Regions from separate parts of the Homo sapiens genome. Here region 2 is linked to region 1. A link is an interaction called in ENCODE POLR2A ChIA-PET data of the cell type or tissue named here. Cell type or tissue: PC-9. All regions are shown on one strand. Each heading gives the region's core, and the rest is flanking DNA. Links, peaks and the distances in the headings are about the cores only.

What was found. ChIA-PET counts read pairs that join two places held together with the same protein. Peaks named below come from ENCODE experiments on the same cell type or tissue, not always from the same donor. Only the 100,000 strongest peaks of a DNase experiment are listed, where the experiment ranks them.
Region 2: POLR2A ChIA-PET joins it to region 1 with 7 read pairs; 1 of 35 experiments calls an interaction of 5 or more read pairs at or near these places.

What each region holds. Positions count from the first base shown.
Region 1 is chr5:65,537,894-65,541,893 of GRCh38, forward strand. The region is part of intron 6 of CENPK (centromere protein K); the gene reads right to left. Among named protein-coding and RNA genes, the nearest start is that of CENPK, 23 kb to the right of the region's middle. In PC-9, for the core only: no CTCF peak of the experiment used is centred there; a DNase peak (open chromatin) is centred at 2,128.
Region 2 is chr5:66,194,480-66,202,640 of GRCh38, forward strand. The region is part of intron 1 of LOC401191 (a long non-coding RNA gene); the gene reads left to right. Among named protein-coding and RNA genes, the nearest start is that of LINC02065, 11 kb to the right of the region's middle. In PC-9, for the core only: no CTCF peak of the experiment used is centred there; a DNase peak (open chromatin) is centred at 3,562; H3K27ac peaks cover 2,033 bases.

The DNA of each region.
Region 1 (4,000 bases), core at 1-4,000:
TTTGGATACATACATGTTTTCATTCCTCCTGGGTATATATCCAGGAATGAAACTGCTGCGACATAGAGTTACTCTTTTACCTTTTGAGAAATTTCCACACTGCTTTCTAAAATAGTATACCATTTTACATTGCCACTAGCAATGTATTGCTATTCCAATTTTTGTACTTCTTTACCAACCCATGTTATTGTCTGTTGATTATAGCCATCCTAGACGGTGTAAAGTGGTCCTTTTTAAAAAAAATGGCATTGTTATTTTGTGGGATCAAAATTTTTTCTTATCCTGTGGATGGTATTATTTCTTTAAATTCTCGTTGGTTCCCTGAAGTGTCTCTCCTTGAGGCTCATCTTTGTTCAGTTGTTTTGAACTTCTGTCTTTCAACTTGGAGACATTTCACAGATGTGTATGATCCTTGTCTGGACATTCCTATTTAAAACTCAAAAACTTACTATGAATGCTATGTTTATGAATAAGGCTTTATGATGTGTGGCCACCCTACTTTTTCACTGGGGACTCCATATATTATTACTTAGAAATATTTTCTTTTCAAAATATTTTATCTCCTGTCTAAGGCTATGTTCTTTTTTGATTAGCAATTTCTTTAAGTCATTTTTCTCTTCTCACTTTTACTATACATTCAAGAGAAGCCAAGCCATACCTTCAACACTTCGTTTAAATATTTTCTCAGCGAAAGATTCAACTTCATTCCTCGTAAGTTTTATTTTTCATAAATAAAATAAAAAACTAGGGACCTCTGCAGACAGAGCGATGGAGGGAACTAGCAGTACACCATGCAGAATAAAAATGTTAACTTGATCTTTCTGACTTTCGACCTGCACACCACCCCTATTAACCACCCAACCTGGTATCCCTGAGTCAAGAGCCTCACTAGTTTAATGTCTCCATATCATATACTTCCGGTTCTCAGATATATAGGTAAGAAGTTAGCAACAGTAAGCTAAGAAGATTTAACCATCTATATTCTGACTTTAAAGAAATAGCCTTGATTTTAGCTCCACACTTGAACTCTGAGTTTTGCAGTAACAGGTTCCTTCAAATCCCAAGACTTTCTTCAATTTTGTGGGGGCAAACTCTTTTCATCATGATTTCTGTCTCTAGGCACATACTTACCTCTTTCCATGCTCTACAACTTGTAAAAGTTTCTGTTTGCTTCCATCTTCTCTTCTATATTTTAACCTTATGAACTGACACTTTAAAAACATGACATTATTGACATTTAAGTTTTGAGAAAGTGTCTATGATCCTTGTCTGGACATTCATATTTAAAACTCGAAAATTCAGGTCTTCCTCACATGCAAAAATACATTCATTCCATCCCAATAGCCACAAAAGTCTTAACTTATTCTACCAGCAACTCAAAGGTTTGAAGTCTAACATCTCATCTAAATATGATTTAAATTAAATGAATAAAATTCACAGTACAATAGATTTTGAAGCAAATTGATCTCCAACTGTGAACTTGTGAAATCAAACATGTTATGGGCTTCAAAAATACAATGGTGGGAGCGACATAGGATAGACATTCCTATTCCAAAAGAACGAAATAGGAAAGAAGGGGTAACATGTCCCAATTAACTCCCAACACAATAGGGTAAACATTAAATCTTAAGGCCCAAGAATAATCTTTGGTTCAATGCTGTCTTCAAGGCCCACTAGGGTGCAGGTGGCTCTGCCCCTGCAGCTTTGCTGAGCAGGTGTTTGGGGACCCACAGCTCTGAGCATCCTTGTTCCCACAGCTTGGCAAAATGGCCCTCTAGCAGCTCTCTGTCTGTGCTTCACTCACAGTATCGCTGTGCCTGGGCACCATGGCTCTCCTGGACTGAGGTCATAAGCTCAAGGCTCTGCCAGGAGGCTCCTTCCTTTAAAACCCAGGTGGAACCAGCCATTTCCCCTGGCTTGCACTTTCTGCACCCTGGAGGAGATATGACCCTCCAGAAGGGTGATCACTGCAGTCTCTGCCACACCTAGACACACTGAAGCTGCACCTGGGGCAACTGATGAACACAGTCTAAGTATAGGAAGCAGAGAATGAGTTCATGCTAGGCAGTATGGCCCAAGGTCCCACAGACTCCTGTAGCCCTTACATTGCATTCTTCCATTGTCTTGAACAACAGCACCTGGCTTCAGTTGAGATGGCTGACTAATCTCCTTATCAGATGGTCATTTGGCCACACCCTTTAAGTTCTTTCCCAAACAGCCTTTCTCATTCTTTACAGTAGGGATAGGCTGACAATTTTTCAAACATTTAAATTCAGCTTCATTTTTTATTAGCAATTTAAGTCATTTTTAACTTCCCACATTTTACTATACAGTCAAGAGAAGCCAAGCCATACCTTCAATACTTTTCTTAAATATTTCCTCAAAGATTCAACTTCATTCCTATAAGTTCTATCTTTCACAAAACACTAGGGCAGGAATGCAATTCAGCTCTCTGCCTCTTTATAATAAGAATGATATTTACTCCACTGTGCAATAACATTGTGATATTGTAAAATATATATTTGGTCTTTATCCCTATTGTGGTATCTTTTCATATGCATGAGTTGACTGATGGCTGGGAGCCCCTCAGTAACATCAGGATGGGGGCTGGTCATAAAAAAAGACCAAAACCTGACTAGAACATTAGGACTTTCAGCACCACCCCTGAAAACTCTGGGAAGGGAGAAGAACTGAGAGTTAAGCTGGTCATCAATGGCAAATGACTTAATCAATCGTACCTACATAATGAAGCTTCCATAAAACCCCAAAAGAACTGGGTTTGGGGAGCTTCTAGATAGCTGAACACAGGCAAGTTTCTGGAGAGTACCATGTCCAGAGATGGCATGGAAACTCCATGTCCCTTCCACCATGACTTGCCCTACACATCTTTTCCATTTGGCTGTTCAACTGTATCCTTTTTTTTTTTTTTTTTGAGACAGGGTTTCACTCTGCTGCCCAGGCTGGAAGGCAGTGACGCGATCATGGCTCACTGCAGCCTCAACCTCCCAGGCTCAAGCAATCCTCCCACCTCAGCCTTCCAAGTATCTGGGACTACAGGCACACACCATCACACACACACCACCACACACAGAAGATTTTTTATTTTTTTTGTAGGGACAGGCTTTTGCCATATTGCCCAGGCTGGTCTTGAACACTTAGGCTCAAGTGATCCATCCTCTTCAGATTCCCAAAGTGCTGGGATTACAGGTGTGAGCCACCATGCCCAGCCATGTATCCTTTGTAATATCTCTTATGACACCTGAGTAAATGAAAGTAAGTTTATCTCTCAGTTCTGTGAGCTGCTCTGGCAAATTAATTAAACCTGAGGAGGAGGGGATCATGGAAACCCCTGATTTATAGCCAGTCAGAATACAGGCGACAATCCATTACTGGCAACTGGTATCTGAAACCGGGGTCAGGCATGTGGGACTGAGCGCTCAACCTGTGGGATCTGATGTTACCTCCAAGTAGATTATGTCAGAACTGAAGTGAATTAAGAGGACACCCAACTGGTTTGTAGGAGAGAATCATCATCTGCAGAATCTGCCAAAGAATTGGTTGCTGGTGAGAATTCCCCACACATTTTGGTAACCAGAGGTGCTACGTTGTATTGAGTGGTGACGGAGACTAGGAAAAACACTTTGTTTTTTTCCTCTCTATCCTTAGACACATGTTCTTTCTTTCCAGGTGAGACCTATCAAAATGGCCAATACTGTGCATATTTCTACCAACATTCTTTTCAGGACTATTCTGGTATTATCTAAGAAAACTGAGGCTTTCTCTACAGCTCTCTTATAACCTCAGTTCCCACCAGAATCGCCTTTAAAGGTCTGCTCACAGCAATGTAGGCCTTTGCACTCATTTCAAAATTCTTCCTTCTACTACTGATCACCCAGTTTCAAAGGTGCTTCAGAATTTTTTGGTATTTGTTATATAGTACCACCTCCACTTCTCAGTGCCAACTTTCTGTCATAGTCCATTCAGTCTCCTATAACAAAAT
Region 2 (8,161 bases), core at 1,854-5,853, 660 kb after region 1:
AGTTATAATGTCTCCTTTTTCATCTTTGATTTTATTTACTTGGCTATTCTCTCTTTTTTTCTTAGCCTGGCTAAAGATTTGTTCATTTTATTTATCTTTTCAAAAAACCAACTTTTTGTTTCATTGATATTTTGTATTATTTTGTTTCAATCTCATATCTGCTCTGATCTTTATTATTTCTTTTCTTCTACCAACTTTGGGTTTGATTTGTTCTTGGTTTTCTAGTACTTTAAGATTGTTAGATCATTTATTTGAAGTTTTTCTACTTTCTTGATATAGGCACTTATAGGTATAAACTTCCTTCTTAGTACTGCTTTTGCTGTATCCCATAGGTTTTGGTATGTTGTGTTTCATTTGTTTCAATAAATTTTTCAATTTCCTTCTTAATATCTTCATTGACTCACTGGTCATTCAGGAGCATATTGTTTAATTTCCATGTATTTGTATAGTTTCCAGAATTATTCTTGTTATTGATTTCTAGTTTTGTTCCACTGTGGTCAGAGAAGGTACTTGATATTATTTCAATTTTTTGAATGTTTTAAGATTTGTTTTGTGGCCTAACATATGTTCTATCCTTGAGAATGATCCATGTGCTAAGGAGAAGAATGTGTATTCTGCAGCTATTGGATGAAATGTTAAGTAAATAACTATTAGGTTCATTTGGTCTATAGAACAGATAAATTCCAATGTTTCTTTATTGATTTTCTGACTGAATGATGTGTCCAATGCTGAAAGTGGGGTATTGAAGTATCCAGCTATTATTGTTTTGGGTCTATCTCTCTTTAGCTCTAATAATATTTGCTGAACTGGGTGCTCCCAAATTGGGTGCATATATATTTACAATCGTTGTATCCCCTTCCTGAATTGACCCCTTTATCACTATATAATGACCTTCTCTGTCTCTTATTATAGCTTTTGTCTTGAAATCTATTTTGTCTGATATAGGTATAGCTATTCCTGTTCTTTTTTGGTTTCCATTTGTGTGGAATATCTTTTTCCATCCCTTTTTATTCAGTATATGTCTTTATTGGTGAAGTGTGTTTCTTGTAGGCAACAGATTATTAAGGTCATGTTTTTTATCCATTCAGCCACTTTATATCTTTTGATTTTGCTTTCTGGTTGTTTTGCGGTCTTCTCCTTCCTGTCTTCATTTTAGTGAAGGTGATTTTCTCTGGTGCTTTTTATTTGTGTATTCGTTGTATGTTTTTAGATTTGATGTTACCATGAAACTTGCAAATACTATCTTATAACTCATTGTTTTAAACTGATGACAACTTGATGCTGGTTGCATAAACAAACAAGCAAAAAGAAAACTAATAAAAACTACACTTTAACTTCATCTCCCCCTTTTTAAGCTTTTTGTTGTTTCTGTTTATATCTTATACTGCCTATGTCTTGAAAAGTTGTTGTAGTTATTGTTTTTGATTGGCTCATCTTTTCATTTTTCTCCTTAAAATATGAACTGTTTACACACCACAATTATAATGTTATAATATTCTGTTTTTCTGTGTACTTACTGAGTTTTGTACCTTCAGATGATTTCTTATTGCTCATTAACATTCTTTTCTTTCAGATTGAACTCCCTTTAGCATTTCTTATAAGGCAGGTCTGATGTTGATTAAATCCCTCAGCTTTTGTTTGTCTTGGAAAGTCTTTGTTTCTCATTCACGTTTGAAGGGTATTTCCACTGAACATACTATTCTAGAATAACAATTTTTTTTTCCTTCAGCACTTTAAATATGTTATGTTGCTCTCTCCTGGCCTGTAAGTTTTCCACTGAAAAGTCTGGGACAGATGTATTGGAGCTCCATTGTATGTTACTTTTTTTCTTTTCTCTGGATGATTTTAGGATCCTTTCTTTATCCTTGACTTTTGGAAGTTTGATTATTAAATACCTTGAGGTAGGTCTTTTTTTTTTTTTTCCCGAGACGGAGTCTCGCTCTGTCACCCAGGCTGGAGTGCAGTGGCACAATCTCAGCTCACTGCAAGCTCCACCTCCTGGGTTCACGCCATTCTCCTGCCTCAGCTTCCCAAGTAACTGGGACTACAGGCACCTGCCACAACGCCCGGTAATTTTTCGTATTTTTAGTAGAGATGGGGTTTCACCGTGTTAGCCAGGATGGTCTCGATCGCCTGACCTCGTGATGTGCCTGCCTCGGCCTCCCAAAATGCTGGGATTACAGGTGTGAGCCAGTGCACCTGGCCGAGGTAGGTCTTCTTTAGGTTAAATCTGCTTGGTGTTCTAAAACCTTCTTGTACTTGAATGTTGATATCCTTCTTTAGGTTTGGGAAGTTCTCTTTTATTATCCCTTTGGATGAACTTTCTACTCCTATCTCACTCTACCTCCACTTTATGGTCAATAACTCTTAGATTTGCCCTTTCAAGGCTATTTCCTAGATCTCATAGGTGTGCTTCATTCTTTTTTTATTCTTTTTTCTTTTGTCTCCTCTGTGTATTTTCAAACAGCATGTCTTCAAGCTAACTGTTTGTTCTGCTTAATTTTGCCATTAACAATTCTGATGCATTCTTCGGTATGTTACTTGCATTTTTCTTTTTTTTTTTTGAGACGGAGTCTCCCTCTGTCACCCAGGCTGGAGTGCAGTGGCGCAATCTCGGCTCACTGCAAGCTCTGCCTCCCTGGTTCACGCCATTCTCCTGCCTCAGCCTCCTGAGTAGCTGGGACTACAGGCGCCTGCCACCGCACGCAGCTAATTTTTTATATCTTTAGTAGAGACGGAGTTTCACTGTGTTAGCCATGATGGTCTCGATATCCTGACCTTGTGATCTGCCCGCCTCGGCCTCCCAATGTGCTGGGATTACAGGCGTGAGCCCCCATGCCCTGCCTGTTACTCACATTTTTCAACTCCAGAATTTCTGCTTGATTCTTTTTTAATTGTTTCAATCTCTTTGTTAAATGTATCTGATAGGATTCTAAATTCCTTCTCTGTGTTATCTCAGATTGCTTTGAGTTTCCTCAGAACAGCTATTTTGAATTCTCTGTCTGAATAAACACATATCTCTGTTTCCCCAGGATTGGTTCCTTGTGCTTTATTTAGTTCATTTGACGAGGTCATGTTTTCCCAGATGGTCCTGATACTTATGAATGTTCATCAGTGTTTGGCCATTGAAGAGTTAGGTGTTTATTGTATCTTTGCAGTCTGAGCTTGTTTGCACCTGTTCTTCTTGAGAAGGCCTTCCAGGTATTTGAAGGGACTTTGGTGTCGGTATCTAAGCCATATCTATGGTAGGGCACACCTCAAGCCCAGTAATGCTGTGGTTCTTGGAGACTTGTAGGGGTTCTGCCTTGGTGGTTTTGGATAAGATATGGAAGAATTCTCTGGATTACCAAGCAGTGACTCTTGTTCTCTTCCCTTACTTTCTTCCAAAGAAATGGAATCTTTTTCTCTCTGTGCTGAGCTGCCTAGAGCTAGGGGAGGGGTGACACAAGCACCCCTGTGGCCACCACTACTGGGACTGTGCTGAGTCAGACCTGAAGCCAGCACAGCATGGGGTCTTGCTCAAGTCCTGCTGTAACTACTACCTGGCTACTGTTTGCATTTGCTCAAGGCCCTAGGGTTCTTACCACCTACGATCAGTAGGTGGTAAAGCCAGCCAGGTTTGTGCCCTTGCCTTTAGGGCAGCAACTTCCCTCAGGCCCTGGGTGGGTCCACAGATAGTGTCAGGGAGCCAGGACCAGGAGTCAGAAACCTTAGAAATCTATGTGGTGCTCTATTCTACTGTGGCTGAGCTGGCACTGAAACCACACGACAAAGTCCTTCCCACTCTTCCCTCTCCTTTCCCCAGGCAGAGGAGTCTTTCCCCATGTCAACCATCATCACAGGCCCACAAGGAGCAGTGCCAGGCTACTGCCAACGTCCACTTAAGGATCAAGGACACTTTTAGGCAGTTTGTGGTGAAGGCTACGAGTCCTGAATCTCTCCCTTCAGGGCAGTGGCTCCCCTCTGGCCCAGGGTAGGTCTAGAAATGCTGTCTAAGAGCCAAGGCTTGGAATCAGGGATCCCAAGAGGCTGTTTGGTGCTCTACTGTGGCCAAACTGGTATCTAAGCTGCAAGACAAAGTCCCCTTTACTCTTCTCTCTGCTTTTCTCAAGCAGAAGGAGCCTCTCCTTGTAGCCACCACAGCTGTGAATGTGCTGGGTCACACCTGAAGCCAGCACATCTCAGAGTCTCACCCAAAGCTTACAACACTGCTGAGTATTCAGGGCCCAAGAGCTCTTTAGTTAGCAGGTGATGAATCCTGCCAGGACTGTGTCTTTCCCTTCAAGACAGTGGGTTCCCTTCTGGTCTAGGGTGTATCTGGAAATGTCATTTAGGAGATAGGGCCTGGGATGGGGCCCTCACAACTCTGCCTGGTGCCTATCCTACTGTGGCTGAGCTGGTATCCAAGTTGCAAGACATAGTCCTCTTTACTTTCCCCTATTCCCAAGCAGAGGGAAGGGGCGTCTTTTAGAGCTGTGAGCTGCACTGCCTGGGGTTGGGGGAGGGGTGGTGGAAGCACTCCATTAGCTGCCTCAGCTGGTGTCTCTCTAGGTCACATGCCCCTCAAGTCTACTAGCTCTGAGCCCAACACAGCACTAGGACATACAGTCCTTGTGGCCTAGACTGCCTTTCAAGTTTATTTAGAGCACTTTAGCCCATGGTGGTCAGGTTTGCTGACACTCAGGTTTTGACCACTGGGATGGGTGATTCCCCTCTGGCTAGGGCTTGTCTAAATGCTCCCTCTGTGGGTGTCCACTGAGTTCTGTCTGGCGTTGGCAGCACTGAGTTCCAATGCAAAGTCCCACAATTGCTGTACTCTCCCTCCTCCAAGCATACAGATTTCCTCTGCACAGTACATGTCTGCTGCTGGGGGATGGGAGAGGGGTAGCATGGCAATTCAGGACTGTCTTTTCTACCCTCTTCAGTGTCTCTTTCAGTGATATTAAGTTAAAACTAGGTACTGTGATCACTCACTTGATTTTTGTTTCTTATGAAGATGTTTTTTGTGTAAATAATTGTTAAATTTGATGTTCCTGTGGGGAGGATGATCAGTGGAGGATTTTATTCAGCCATATTGCTCTGCTTCCCTCCCTTTTTGTTTTTTGTTTTTGATATGGGGTCCTGCTCTGTCACCTGGGCCGTAGTGCAGTGGTGTGATCATAGTTTACTGCAGCCTTAAACTCCTAGCCTCAAGTGATCTTCTTGCCTCATCATCCTGAGTAGGTAGGACCACAGGTGCATGCCACCATGCCCAGCTAGTAAAAAAAAAAATTGTAATAGATAAGATCTTACTATGTTGCCCAGGCTGGTCTTGAACTCCTGGCCTCAAGCAATTCTCTGACATCAGCCTCCTGCATAGGTGGGATTACAGGCATGAGCTACCATCCCCAACTTAGTTCTGTTTTTGTTTTATGTATTTTGAATCTCTGTTATTAGGTTCATAAATGTTTCAGATTGTTATGTCTTCATATTAAACTGACCCTTTAATCATTATTAAATTACCCTTTTTATTTCTGATATTTTTGTTTTAAAATCTTTCTGAAATTAATACTAGCATTGCAATTACAATTTGTTTCTTGTTTTTTTTTTGTATCAGCATTGTATAATCTTTTCCTATCCTTTTACTTCAAACTTCTTTGTGTTTTCATATTTACAGTGCACTTCTTGTGCGCAGTGTATAGTTTGATGTTGGCTTTTTATCCAGCCTGACAACCTCTGCCTTTTAGTTGGAGTGTTTAAGCCAGTTGTGTTGAATGTGATTATTGAGATCACTGGATTTAAATGTGCCACCTTGCTATTGTCCTCTATTTATCTCTTCTATTTTTGTTTCCTTTTTCCTCTTTGTCTTCTTTTGAACTAATTGAATATTTTTAAAACTCCATTTTATCTTCTCTGTTGGCTTATTAGCTAACATTTTTTGTTTTAATTTTTAAATAGTTTTAGGGTTTTGTGTGTGTGTCTGTGAAGTGAGTGTATTTTTAAAGTTATCACAGTCTACTTTTATGTAATATTATACCATTTCATATATAGTATAAGAACGTTACAATAATATTTATTGATTTTTAAACTCCCAAATTTGTGCTAATTTTCTCCTGCATTTTACTTAATGTATGTGTTGAAATCCCCACAATATGGTGTTATTTTTGCTTTAAACAGTCAGTTTGATTAAAAAAATAAAAAATTCCTCATATTTACCCATAGATTTACAATTCATGGTACTTTTCACTTCTTTGTGTCAATTCAGATTTCTACTTCACGCTATTTCTCTCCTGCCTGAAGACATCCTTTAGCATTTCTTACAGTGCAGGTCTGCTGAGGATGGATTCTTTCACCTTGTTAAAAGAAAAAACCTTAGACAAATTACATTTAATAGAGTTTAATTGAGCAAAGAATGATTCAAGAATTGGGCAGCACCTGAAACAGAATAGGTTCAGAGAGACTCTAGCACAGCCATACGGTAGGAGAAAATTTATGGACAGAAGAGGGAAAGTGATGTGCAGAAAACAGAAATGAGGTACAAAAACAGCCAGATTGGTTACAGCCCTGCATTTAGCTTATTTGAACACAGTTTGAACAGTTGGCTGCCTTTGATTGGCTGGAACTCAGTGATTGGCTCATGAGTAGGTTATACATCCCGTTAGGTTAGAGTTCACTGTGTACAGAGAAACTGTTAGGCCAAACTTAACATGTGTAAAGAGGCAGCTTTAGGCTAATGTTAACAACCTTTTGCATGCTGAACAAGTTTTTGTGTCAACTTATTTTTTAAAGATATTTTTGCTGGCTATAGAATTATACATTAATTTTTTTTTCTTCTCTTAGTTCTTTAAAGATGTGCTACCACTGAACTCTGGTTTACTTTGTTTCCAACAAGGTGTCTGCCATCATTCTTGTTCCTCTACATAGAATGTGGCTTTTTTTCTGTAGCCACTTTTAAGATCTCTTTTCTCATTGGTTTAAATCAATTTGACTGTGATGTGTTTGGTGTAGGTTTATTCATGTTTATTGTGCTTGTTGTTCTTTGAGCTTCTTTAGTCTGTGTTTAGAGTTTTTGTTAAATTTGGAAATTTTCTAATCATTATTTCTTCAAATATGTTTTCTTTCTCCTCCCTCCCCACTTCATGGTCTCCAATTATATGTATTTTAGTCACTTGAGGTTGTCCCACAACTTGCTGATGCTTTGTTCAATTTTTTCATTGTTTCATTTTGGATAATTCTGTTTCTGTATTTCTGAGTTTACTAGTATTACGTAGTTTCTAATCTGCTGTTAATCTCATCTAGTGTATCTTAAAAAAACCCTCAGATATTGTATTTTGTAATTCTCTGGGTTCAATTTAAGTCGTTTTAACATCTTCCATGTTTCTGTTTTCCAAGCTTAAATGTAAAGTAATTTCAGCATGTAAAAATAATTTAGAATTTTACCTTGTTGGGTGCTGATTATTTTGGTATTCTGTAGATATTCTTGATCTTTGTTCTTAGACGCACTTCAGTTACTTGGGAACAATTTCTTTCAAAGCTTGATTTTTAAGCTTTGTTGGAGATCAGCCTTTTCTCCAGAGATAATTTTGAGCATTCCTGAAGCAATATCCTTCTGAGTACTTGATGCCCTGGGAATGTTACTCCCTCCACTGCTTTCCACCAGGCTCTTAGAAACACAAACGATTTTCTCCTTGTTTGAGCTCTAGGGATTTTTTTTTTTAATCATTCAGATGTTTTTTCCTGGCCCTTGGTTGGTTTCTCCCTATACATATGTTGATCATTACTTAGCTGAAGACACAAATAGACCTACCTACAGATCTTCAAAGCTTTTTCTCTGTGCACCTCTTTTCTCCACACTCTGTCCTGCCATCTTGGCCTCAGTGGACTCCCAGCTTCATCAACTCAACTCAGACCACTGGGTTTGGCTTCCCTCTACTTGAGCCTGTACACTTTTTCAAGGCAGTAAGCTGGGGCACTCATAGGGCTTACATCCTTTGTTAATAAGGGATCACTAACCTGCACTGCCTGATGTCCAATGTCTGAACTCCCCCCGCCCACCACCCCCCACACACGTGCACATACACATATACATATCTAGTTTTTTGTTGTTTCAGGTGGGATGGTAAACACAGTTCCTGTTATTAAATTTTGGCCCAAAGTAGAAGTCCAGTGTCATAATTTTTTG